Regions from separate parts of the Homo sapiens genome. Here region 2 is linked to region 1. Evidence: chromatin loops called from intact Hi-C (ENCODE). Cell type or tissue: endothelial cell of umbilical vein. All regions are shown on one strand. Links, peaks and the distances in the headings refer to the core of each region. The heading gives the core; the rest is flanking DNA.

What was found. A loop is a pair of places that touch in the nucleus more often than their neighbours do. Peaks named below come from ENCODE experiments on the same cell type or tissue, not always from the same donor. Only the 100,000 strongest peaks of a DNase experiment are listed, where the experiment ranks them.
Region 2: it touches region 1 in a loop (2.9-fold over the local background); 1 of 110 quality-filtered maps calls a loop at or near these places.

The regions. Positions count from the first base shown.
Region 1 is chr16:72,289,106-72,294,489 of GRCh38, reverse strand. LINC01572 (long intergenic non-protein coding RNA 1572) reads left to right here. Exons shown (of 14, transcript NR_126330.2): 10 at 3,077-3,320; 11 at 3,883-4,040. Among named protein-coding and RNA genes, the nearest start is that of PMFBP1, 120 kb to the right of the region's middle. RefSeq lists an enhancer at 2,778-3,977. In endothelial cell of umbilical vein, for the core only: no CTCF peak of the experiment used is centred there; a DNase peak (open chromatin) is centred at 2,619; H3K27ac peaks cover 3,141 bases.
Region 2 is chr16:72,200,475-72,205,858 of GRCh38, reverse strand. It overlaps LOC105371341 (a long non-coding RNA gene), which reads right to left and starts at 2,198. Exons shown (of 3, transcript XR_933729.4): 1 at 2,089-2,198; 2 at 669-807. It also overlaps a transcript of PMFBP1 not described here. RefSeq lists enhancers at 2,257-2,326, 2,357-2,426. In endothelial cell of umbilical vein, for the core only: no CTCF peak of the experiment used is centred there; a DNase peak (open chromatin) is centred at 2,318; H3K27ac peaks cover 1,157 bases.

The sequences.
Region 1 (5,384 bases), core at 112-5,111:
TATAATTTCCCATACTTGAGAAATTTGACAGAGAAAAGGAAGAGCGATATAGAAGGATAGCAAAGTGGACCATTGGCTCAAGCGAAGGTTTTTTGGGGTAACAGGAAGACTTGTGTCTATTTGAAGGCAAAGAGGAAAGGTGTCAGACTGAGATCCTAGGGAACACACTGAGGTCTTTCCAGGTCTAAGAAGCTGAAGACCTAGACATAACCCTATATGAAGAGATTGGTCATTCACTCTTGTAAAGAATGCTGCAATTAGGATACTTCAAGGAGAAATGTAATTGGGGGGAGCATTAGAAATGATCTAGTCCAGGCTCCCTATTTACTAGTAATGCAGTGAACAGACAGCCCAGTGTTGGAAGTCAAGTCTCCAGACTTATTGGGCATAACAACTATGATTATTTTTACTTTACTAATAGTTTGGGATTATCCACAAAGGCCATTTGCTGTTAAAACTGTATTTTATCCTTCATTTTTTTTGTTTTTGAATTCAACAAATGTGCCTGGCATGTGCTAGGAACTCAGAAGACGAGTATGTTTGACTGGTGAGTTCCACTTACCCTAATTATAGCGCAGGTGTCAATATGTCAGTAACTCCCAAAGCCCAGTAGCCTGATAATGTTGCCGAGAACCTCATGTGCCAAGGATTTATTCATCTTTCTGAGTCTGAGGTCTGATTAGCAAATGAAGTTTGATCTGGATGTATGTGTGGTTATGGGTATGTCTATGTGTAAGAGCTATTTTTAAAATATGTTTATTTATTAAATAGAGAATATATCCTTAGAGTTCAAAAAGCAAAGTACAAAAGGATCACAGTGAAAATCCTGTTTCTACCCACCTTATTCCCTTTCCCAAAGGCAAGGCATGTTGTCAGTTTTTGTGTACTCTTTTAGATATTCCATACATATACGAACAAATACTAATACATGTGTATGCTCCTCTGTCCAATTTTACACAAACAGCACCCTACGCAACCTGTTCTCCACCTTTTTTTTTTTTTCATTTTACAATGTATTCTGTTCATAGATATTAAGACCTTTCTGGACCCCTCCTGTCATTATTTTATTTTCCTGCAATGGTTACAAAGAAAGAATTTCTGTTTAGGAGAATACTCAACGTTTTCATAGCTTCATGATATCCCGTTGTGTGGACAAACCATTGTTAATGTAACCAGCATCCTACTGATGGCCATTTAAGTAGTTTCTAATCTTTTTTCATTACAAAACTGCAATGAGTAGCCTTCTACATGTGCCATTTTACATGCGTGCAGGCATATCTGTAGGATAAATTCATAGAACTGGACTTGCTAGGTAAAAGGGTAGCTGCATGTAATTTTAGTGGGTCTTGGAAAATTGCATTCCATAGAGTTTGTGCCACTTTCCACTTCCACCATTAATGTATGAAATAAACCTATTTTACCACACCTTCACAAGTTCATTGTATTATCAATAGTTTGGGGGTTTTGCAAATATATTAAATACAAAACGGTATCTCAGTGTGGAGTTAATTTGTGTTTCTCTTACTGTGAGTGAGATTGTTTCCTTAATATGATTAAAAGTAATTTTATTTCTTTTCCTATAAACTATTTCCCTGTTTTCCATTAGGTTATTAGACTTTTATATATTGATTTATAGGAGCTTCTTATACATATGTTATAGAAATTAGCCCTTTGTCTGTTATATGAATTATAAATTTTTCCTGGTTTGTCATTTTTCTGTTTACTTATGATGATTTTTTTCATATAGAAATTTGTTTTAGTTTTATGATGATGAATTTATAAATCCTTATGTTTTGACTTCTGGGTTGTGTGTTATATTTAGAAAAGACTTCTATCCAACATTATTTTAAAAAATTCTCTCATTATTTCTTCTAGTAATTTTATGGGCCTATTTGTAGTATTTTTATTTATCTGAATTTATTGTGGAACATTTGATGCATTGTTGGATGTTGTCCCGGCACCATTTTGCCATCATCAAGTGAATGCCATTTGTATTTATTCGTCTAGTACAACTTAAATCAAAATATTGCTGTCAATTTCCAAATGAAATAAATATTGATTGAATTCCTACTATGTGCAAGGCATAATATCATGTTTTCTTTCTAATTTTTTTCTTCAAGAATAAATAGAGACAGGATTTTAAGGCCAGAGATCCAGGAACTTCCTCTGATAGGTTAAAAAAAATCTTTAGCGATAGTCTCTTCATATCAGTAGGAACTGAATAGAGCCATATTCAGTGAGACAATAAGCTAGTCAAAACTGCAAGCAGAGAAAAGAAAACATAAATGATTATTTATAGGTATGAGCTTTCCTTGTAACCAGGGAAGGAAAATGAAATAGATAACAGGAGAGATTGTCAAAGACCACAATATCTATGAACATATGATGCTACAATATGAAGACCATAGCTATGAACACTATGTAAACATTCACTTGAAATAGAGCTTGTGAAATGGAGCTCAAAACGGCTTAGTACTAAGAGATTCTAAAATAAGTCATTATCTTTTAAGTATACTTTCCTTTGGCATGAGAAAGACTATCATAAAGACTATAAACCTTAAATGCTTCATTGAAACAATCATAGGAACCCTATGACTCAGCTATTGATGAACTGTTCCTCCAGACTTCCTTTACCACAGCCTGTAATCACTGGCTGCTCTTCTGCCTAAGAGCTATTATGCTTCTAGCTAGAATTTAATTATCTGATTTTTGGAACATCATTGGAATCCATATCCTAGAAAAGTTTCTAATGAAAACCAAGTTGTACTGTTGCATGGATTCATAATGTGCATGTGTGTGTGATTCATCCATACAGAATGTTACAGAAATATTACTGGAAGGGGAAGAGACAGGAATAAGAGCCAGTGAGTATGAGTCACAGGCAGGGGAGAGAACAAAATGCAAGGAGAAAATATATAGGATCCCTGTTCTTTTAAAGAACACACAGAAACTGAGGATGAACAGGAAGGTGATGTTTACAGTTTCATACTGCCCATCTGTAGTGGGTTGAATAATGTCCCCCCAAAATTCTTGTCCACCCAGAATCTCAGAATGTGATCTTATTTGGTCTTTGCAGATGTAATTGGTTAAGATAAGATCATACTGGATGTGGATGGGTCCTAGATCTGACTGCTGATATCCTTATAAGAAGAAGAAAGGACACGCGGAGACTACAGTGATGTTGCCACAAGCCAAGAAATGCCAAGAATTTCGGGAGCCACCAGAAGATGGAAGAGGCAGGGAAAAATCCTCCCCTAAAGCCTTCAGAGAGAGCATAGCTCTGCCAACACCTTGATTCTGGACATCTAGCCTCTTAAACTGTAAGAAAGCACATTTCTGTTGTTTCAAGCCATCCAGTTTGTGGTAATTTGTTATGACAACCCTAGGAAACAAATACACCACCCTACAGAAACATCATATACCACCCTAAACAAAAGTCTTTCCTCTGTGTATCCTATCTGTCCTTTTCCCAGTGTGACATAAGTGAAAATATCCTCATAAGGTTAGTCTTTGGGCCTTCAGTTTTGCCAGGCCATATTGTGACCTGATACTCACTGGCTATAGTACTGTTAGCACTTTTTAAAATCGGTAAAATGCAGAGAATAATATCTGTATCCTTCATAAAGTTGTTTTTAATCAAGCGCTTTTGAAAGTAGAAAATACTATATTGATATAAACGTAATTATAAATACTGCAACTTCATAAATAGTAAGCTAAAATAGTTACTAGTCCAGACTTTTATTTGTATCAGTTGAATTTCACCCATAGTTACACATAAAAAATAGTATTTATTCTGATTTCCTTACATAAATTATCTATCTTGAGACAACAGGTCAAATACTTTCTTTCCAGGGCAGACCAATTAATAGTAAGTTTTCTTAGTCCTCAGGTGTCTCATTTCTTCTGTCTCAGAAGTCATGGATGTCAATGAAGATATGGAATTCACTTATTCATTCTTATAAATATTACTTAGTGTCCTTGTGCTTGGCACTGTGCTTGGTCATTGAGATCTACTGTTCAAAAGCAAGATAACATACAGGGTAAGGTGATGGGGACTGCCTCTGAGGTGCGTAGTCTCTGAGAAAATGGTATTTGAGCAAACACCTAAAGGACAAGAGGTGGGGTAGACCTTGCTGGGTAGACCTTGACAAAGAGGTGGGATTTTAGTCAAAGTGCAATGGGAAGCCCTTGGAGGGTTTTGAGTGAGGGAGTGGCATTATCTGATTTCAGTGTAAAAGATGGAGCTGGCTGCTGTGGGGAGGGCTGATTGTAAGGTGCAAAGTGGAGGCAGGAAGGCCCTTTAGCAGGCTTCTGGGACATGCTATGATTGATGGTGGCTTGGAACAGGATGGTCTTGGGGTGGTGGGATGTGAATAGACCAGGACACATCTGGAGGAACAACAAGCAGATTCTGTGAATAGGTGGGATGTTAGAGTGGGGAAGAAATAAGTGGGGCTCAGATAACCTGACCTTTTCATCAGCAGCCCTGATTGAAAGCAGCCCCACTGGATACACCAAATTTTGCAAATCGTTATTGTCTCAAGTATCTGTCTCCTACCTGGTAAATCTGCATTCACTGCTGGAAGACAGATGAATGTGGTTGAGCTCAGTTACCTCATTTTGGCTGCTTAGAACAACTTGCTTTGAAGCCATGCAAAGAAAGAAGTTCTGTATTAGCACCTGCTCTTCTTAGGGCTCTGAATGACTTTGTCTCTATTTAAACCTGCTAAGGAGGGCTAAGGGCATTTATCCTATCCCTGGTTTTAATATAAGATGAGAATATTTGGGTCATTTCATTTTTCTTTATCTTTCATCCAAGAAGTGGGGATATTAGTGCCCACTCTGCAGAGGTTTTCTGACAATAAGATGAAATAACATGTGGTCTGGCAGATAGTTGAACTTCAATAAAAGATAATGATGATGGTGATGGTGATAAATGTCTCAAAAGACACAAGTGAATGAAACTGACCTGATTCCAGCTGAGCTTGGAATCATCTAGTTCCATCTAAGTCTCTCCACTACCAAAAACCCTCACTACAACTTTAGCCTGGGTCTGTAAAGAAATATTCTAGCATTTGGTCCATCCAGAGTACCAGCTCAGGCTGACTGGGTAACTCTTAATGTTAGTACATTACTTATTCTCAGTTATTTTGTGAGGCCTGAGAATAATTTTTGAAACAGTAACAAGAAAAACTAGTTTCTGATAAAATAACGAGCCTTCCTTATTTTGAGCTTTCCTTTGATGCTTGCCACCTCCCTCCCATTATGGCTTTTTGCCCACCATTGAAAAGGCCAGTGTCCTCAATTTGTGCCCAGCTGGAAAGAGAACATTGAGCTGAACAGTGCAAAGAAGCAAAGAAATCACACTGAGATGATATTTTCCT
Region 2 (5,384 bases), core at 106-5,105, 89 kb after region 1:
ACGTACCTGCTTAGGTTATGCCAAGGGCATCAAGGGTGATGGGCAGGGCTGAATTCTGTGGATAAAAATATGAGTGTGCAGCAGAGTGGACCAAAGTGTGGTTGATGATCTCCAAGAACTCTATGGAAGAGACGACTATAAACAAAAGGGCCCTGCATGTGTGCTCTAGGAACCTCATGAAAGGAGGCCACTCTGCAGCCAGGTGACCATGTATGTGCACTAAGTGTGTGTGCCATGCTCTGTCTTTGCATCATTATCCTAGTTCTGTCCTGGCATCATACCCTTTTGTATGTGTATGGAGAGCTAGCAAAGTGGCCAGGCCTGGGCTGTGTTGGGGTCACCCTACCCACAGCAATCCAGGATGCTCACAGGGGTTGTTTGCATTCTTGCTGTCCAGCTGCAATTGGACACACACGTGGTTACTGTAGGAGATGCCACAGAGCGGGACAAATGTCCTCATGAGAAACTTATTATGCTCTCCAAAAGGAGCTGTCCATTCAGGGAAAATCGGTAGCAGGAGGCTGCTCAACACAAGGCCAACCGCCCTTCTAGCGACGTGCTGCCTCTTGCTGCCACAGCACCACACCAACGCTTCAGCGCTTTGGAGTGCAAGAAGCAGGCAGATCGCTTTTAGAAATTAGGGAAAAGAGTATTTGAGAGCTACTCACCTGTTTTTAAAGCCTCCCCATGAAGCTTCCACATCTCTGTCTTTCTCCTGCACTGTAAGGCCCTGGTCCTGGCCCAGAAAGTCAGAGTCACAGCCTAGACACACTGAGGATGGCATCCAGAGTGTCCTGGCCTGTCATCCTGTCCATGGCAGAATGAGTAGTTAGTACATAGGGCCTGTGTGCCCACCAGGCTAGGATGTGATTTGATGGCGCACTCTCCAATATGGCAGCCAGTAACCACAGTGGCTGCTTGGATTTAAATTAATTCAAATTAAATAAAATTTAAAATTCCATTCCTCAGTCACACTAGCCACATTTCAAATGCTCAATAGTCACCCGTGGCTAGGGCTACCTCACTGGACAGATAGAACATCTTCATCATCACAGAAAGTTTTGTTGGGTGGTGCTGGTACTCCAGTGCCATCATTTAAACTGGCATGAGTTCTTTGAAGGGCCCCCAAAATCCACGTGGAGGAAAATAAAAAATGGTATATCAAGTACTAGCCAGGGAGCACAGCTACCTGTACATCCTTCCCTCTGCTCATTCATTCGTTCAGGAATGTCATCGTGTACCTGAATACACAAGGCACACCAGGGTTGACATACTCAGGACCTGCCAAAATGATCCAGACTGTGCTCCTGCTCTTAAAGGACTGCCCATTTGGTTCAGGGGATAAATGTGCACAATGGCCAGGTGTGGTGGCTCACGCCTGTAATCCCAGCACTTTGGGAGGCCAACGCAGGCAGATTGCTCGAGCCCAGGAGTTTTGAGACCAGTCTGGGCAACATAGTAAAACCCTATCTCCACAAAAAACTAGCAACGTGCGGTGGTGCACGCCCCATCTCTAAAAATAAAGTAAAAGTATTCCCAGCAGCTCAAAAGGCTGAGGCAGAGGAATCACTTGAGCCCACGATGTTGAGGCCGCAGTGAGCCAAGATCCTGCCACTGCACTCCAGCCTGGGCAACAGAGCAAGACCCTGTCTCAAAAAAAAAAAAAAATGCGCATGAGTAACAATAACACAAGAAGAAAGTGATCATTTCACCATAAGAGAAGTATGCTGAGTGCTCACAGAGTTCAGACAAGAAAAATCTGCTTCCAGCTTGGGAAAAGGAGTAGCTTTCAAAGGAGAAACGTAGACGTGGAAGAAAAACTATCCCAAGCAGCGGGAAGGACATGAGCGTGGCACAGAGGCAGACAGGGTCCTCCCTGGCAGAATGGTGGCTCTCCTCCCTGGGAACATCCAGCCTGAGGCTGAGGTAGGACCCCTGCTGACTGACTGATTACCTCAGTGCACCCTGCTCAGCAGTGGGGGATTAATGTCCTAGCCCAATTGCCCTCTGTTTTGATTAAGGGTCAGTCGTAAGGAAGTCATAGGGAATTCACTCTAGCAAGTGAAAGAAGGGTATTAAATGACTTACAAAATTACCAGGAGAGCTGAAGAAACAGACACTAGATTGAGCTTTCAGGAGTGGCTTGAACACCAGGGCACCAAGGAAACTGCTGCCTCGTTGGTGATCAGGAAGCCACCAAGATCAGGAAGTGATATAATTAGAAAGTGGCCACCATCCGTACTTGCCACAGAAAACCCTGACACAACCATGATGGTGCTGCCGGAGAAACAGCAGCCCCAGAAAACATGAGCTCTGACTCACTTCCCCTTCCACATTTCATCTGGGCACGTCTGACTGGCAGAACTTAAATCACATCCAGAGACCCAGGGACAAACGCATCTGAAAAATAGAAAAGAACGTGGAAAACAATGGTTGCTAGTTTTCCAGACTCCAAAGTATAGGAAGGAACATTGGAAAGTTGGAAATCCATTTCACCTCCAACCTACCACACCCTCTTACCCACCAGTGGTGGGGGATTAAGTGACCAGACATGCTCCAGGGTGTTTAGAGCAACTTTCAAAGGTGAGAACCTGAGATATTTTCTGCTAAAAGCAGAAATCAGGAGACAGCACTCATATAAGTGCACTAACAAGAAAGAAAAGTGGAAAATATTTGAAGGAGACTGGGTGCCATTTATAAACCAAAGATTCCAGAACTGGGCAACCTCTTTGTTTCAATGCAGCCACTGTGATTCCTAGCTTTTTGCAAAGAACTGCAAGAATCAGCAGGGTTTTACAACACCCTAGCCAGCCACACACTGTAGGACTGAGGGAGGCCACAGGTAGGGTGAATTTCCAAGTCTGAAAAATACCAGGGAAGCCAAAGAAACAGACACTAGGTTGAGCTTGCAGGAGTGACTCTGAACGTCGGCACCCAGCTCTTGGTTTTGTTTGTCATATCAGTCCCTGCTGAGGAAAGCAAACAGCAGGTAACTGTAGAACACACCTGTCTATAGCAGCTGTTTGATGTTAGTAGGCTTTGATTGTCAACCGAGCAATTTGCTTAGGATTTGGAAACAAAGGAAGGAGATTGTCAAAAGCCCGAGGAGCAGGTGACATGCAGCATGCCTGTGTGCTCCCAGCAGTCAGGAGGAGGATGCGTGAGTGAGAGATTGGCACCAGAGCTAGTGCAGTTTGGGGAAGTGACAGCCTCCTACGGGGCAATAATGGGAACTCTGCAATAATGTGCCAACTTCCTATCCCAATGAAGTGTTGATGTCAGCAGAGACCACACTACAGGCAAACTAGTCTAACCAGTGTCGGGGTGGGACCTAGGGAGGAAAATTGCTCAATTCTTAGTATGGTTAGAGAAAAACGTCAGGGCCAGGCTCAGTGGCTCACGCCTGTAATCCCAGCACTTTGGGAGGCCAAGGAGGAAGGATGGCTTGAGCCCAGGAGTTCACGACCAGCCTGGGCAACATAGCAAGATCCCATCTCTAAAAATAAAATAAAATTTTAAAAAGAGATACATCAGTGAAGAGTCCATGAAGGATGCCAGCTGGAATGATTTATAGGTGATAGTGACTAATCTAGAGTCTACTGTGACTGAGAAGTGAATCAACCCTGCTGACTCTTGCAGTTCTTCAGACACTGAGGAGTGTCTAAACCCACCTGTCCTTTAAGATCCAGCTCCAGTCCCAAGTCGACTCATTCACTCACTGATTCATTCATTCAAGGGTTTCTACTCAGCACCTTTTGTGTACAAGATATACAATGAACCATGCTAGTCATGGTGTCCACAGGGAGATGAATAAAAGTAATTTCTCTCTAATATGATGATAGGACATGAATAAATAACTCTATTACAAGGTAGCAAGTGAAATAAAGTAATGTGAAAATTCCAGGATGGGACAGTTACTTCAGTTTGGTGGAGGAAAATGAGAAGGATCTGGGAGGCCTTCCTGGAGGAGGAAGTGGTCTTGGTGAAGGCCTCGTGGAATTTGTTGTCTTTCAATATATCTGATCTTTTCATTTATATCTGACTTCAATAATGAGCTTTGAAAGTATTTTTTAATAAATCAAGGTAATGTATATAAAGAAAGGTGTTTAACCGTATAGTGGGTAATTAATCAATATTAGCCCTTTTCTGGGATGGAAATGGGCCCAGAGGGAAAGGTAAATGTTGTGATTGAATATAAGTGGGAAATGCACTGCAATGCCTTGATCTGCTTCAATGTTAAAGGATTGTGATTGGCAGCTTTGCTGGAGTTCTTTGTTATTTGTTTTGGAGCCAGGCCCTTCTGTAACCTGGGAAAGTGTTCCCCATCGTATTCTGGAGAATTACTCTGAGCATCTCTGTTTGTTTCTAACTATGATATTCAGAGGAGGCATACAGGATTTTAACTGAATTGAAAACAAGATGTAATGTGGGAAGTACTGGAGATATAGTAACTGTTGGGAATGAGGAAAATGTATGATGAAAATGTGGACATAGTTCCTGTAACTTTTGCACCTCTCAAACTCCAATTGAAATTTAAATCCAAAATGCATTATTCTGAGGATAATTGTTCAGCATAAAATTATGAACTCAAATTAGTATCTCATCACCCTTTCAAAGGAAAGCCTGAGAACCAAGGACATAGAACCAAATTTTAGCTTTCCCATCAGACCCCTCCAGGTCACTGTTAAAGTATTGCTGGGGGAGGGGGGAAGAGCTGGGAAAGCAATGGTGTGGTCACACATTATGCATCTGCACCAGTCTTGAGAGCTCTGCAAATCTGTCCTATAGGTGGTGTGGGAACAAGGAGTTATTCAGGCTGCGAAACAATAAATGGGGAAACATTAAGTGGACAGTTGTCCAGGCAGAGAGTCATAACCAGGCTAAAGCACCCAGGGACCCCCCACGGCCAGGTCCCTATGGATGTCACCAGCAGCATACACAGCAGGCAACTCCCTTTCTCCCCTGGCAGCACTGGACCAGGTGTCCTAAGATCTAGATCCTGTCCTTACTCTGTGTGATTCTATTCTAGCCCCAACCTTTCTAGATCCAAATTTTCTCATCTTTAAAATGCACCCACCTACATCACAGGGTTGCCATGCAGTTGAAATAAGGTAATAGTTATGAAAGTACTTTGAAAAGCTGTAAGAATTGTAATAATGTTATTCCTTGACTATAGATTAACGAACATAATAAAATTGCTATTGCAGATATTAGCATAATAGCACAGATTGTCCTTCCCTTTAATGCAATTCATCAGGAATAAAATGCTTCTGCTTTTTCCTGACGTTCTCTCACCATCTTTCCTCTGTAGGAGGCTATGAGGCTCACTGGTCTCCAGAAATGTACCTCTGTGTGCGGGAATGTTCCAGAAGGCCACACTGTCT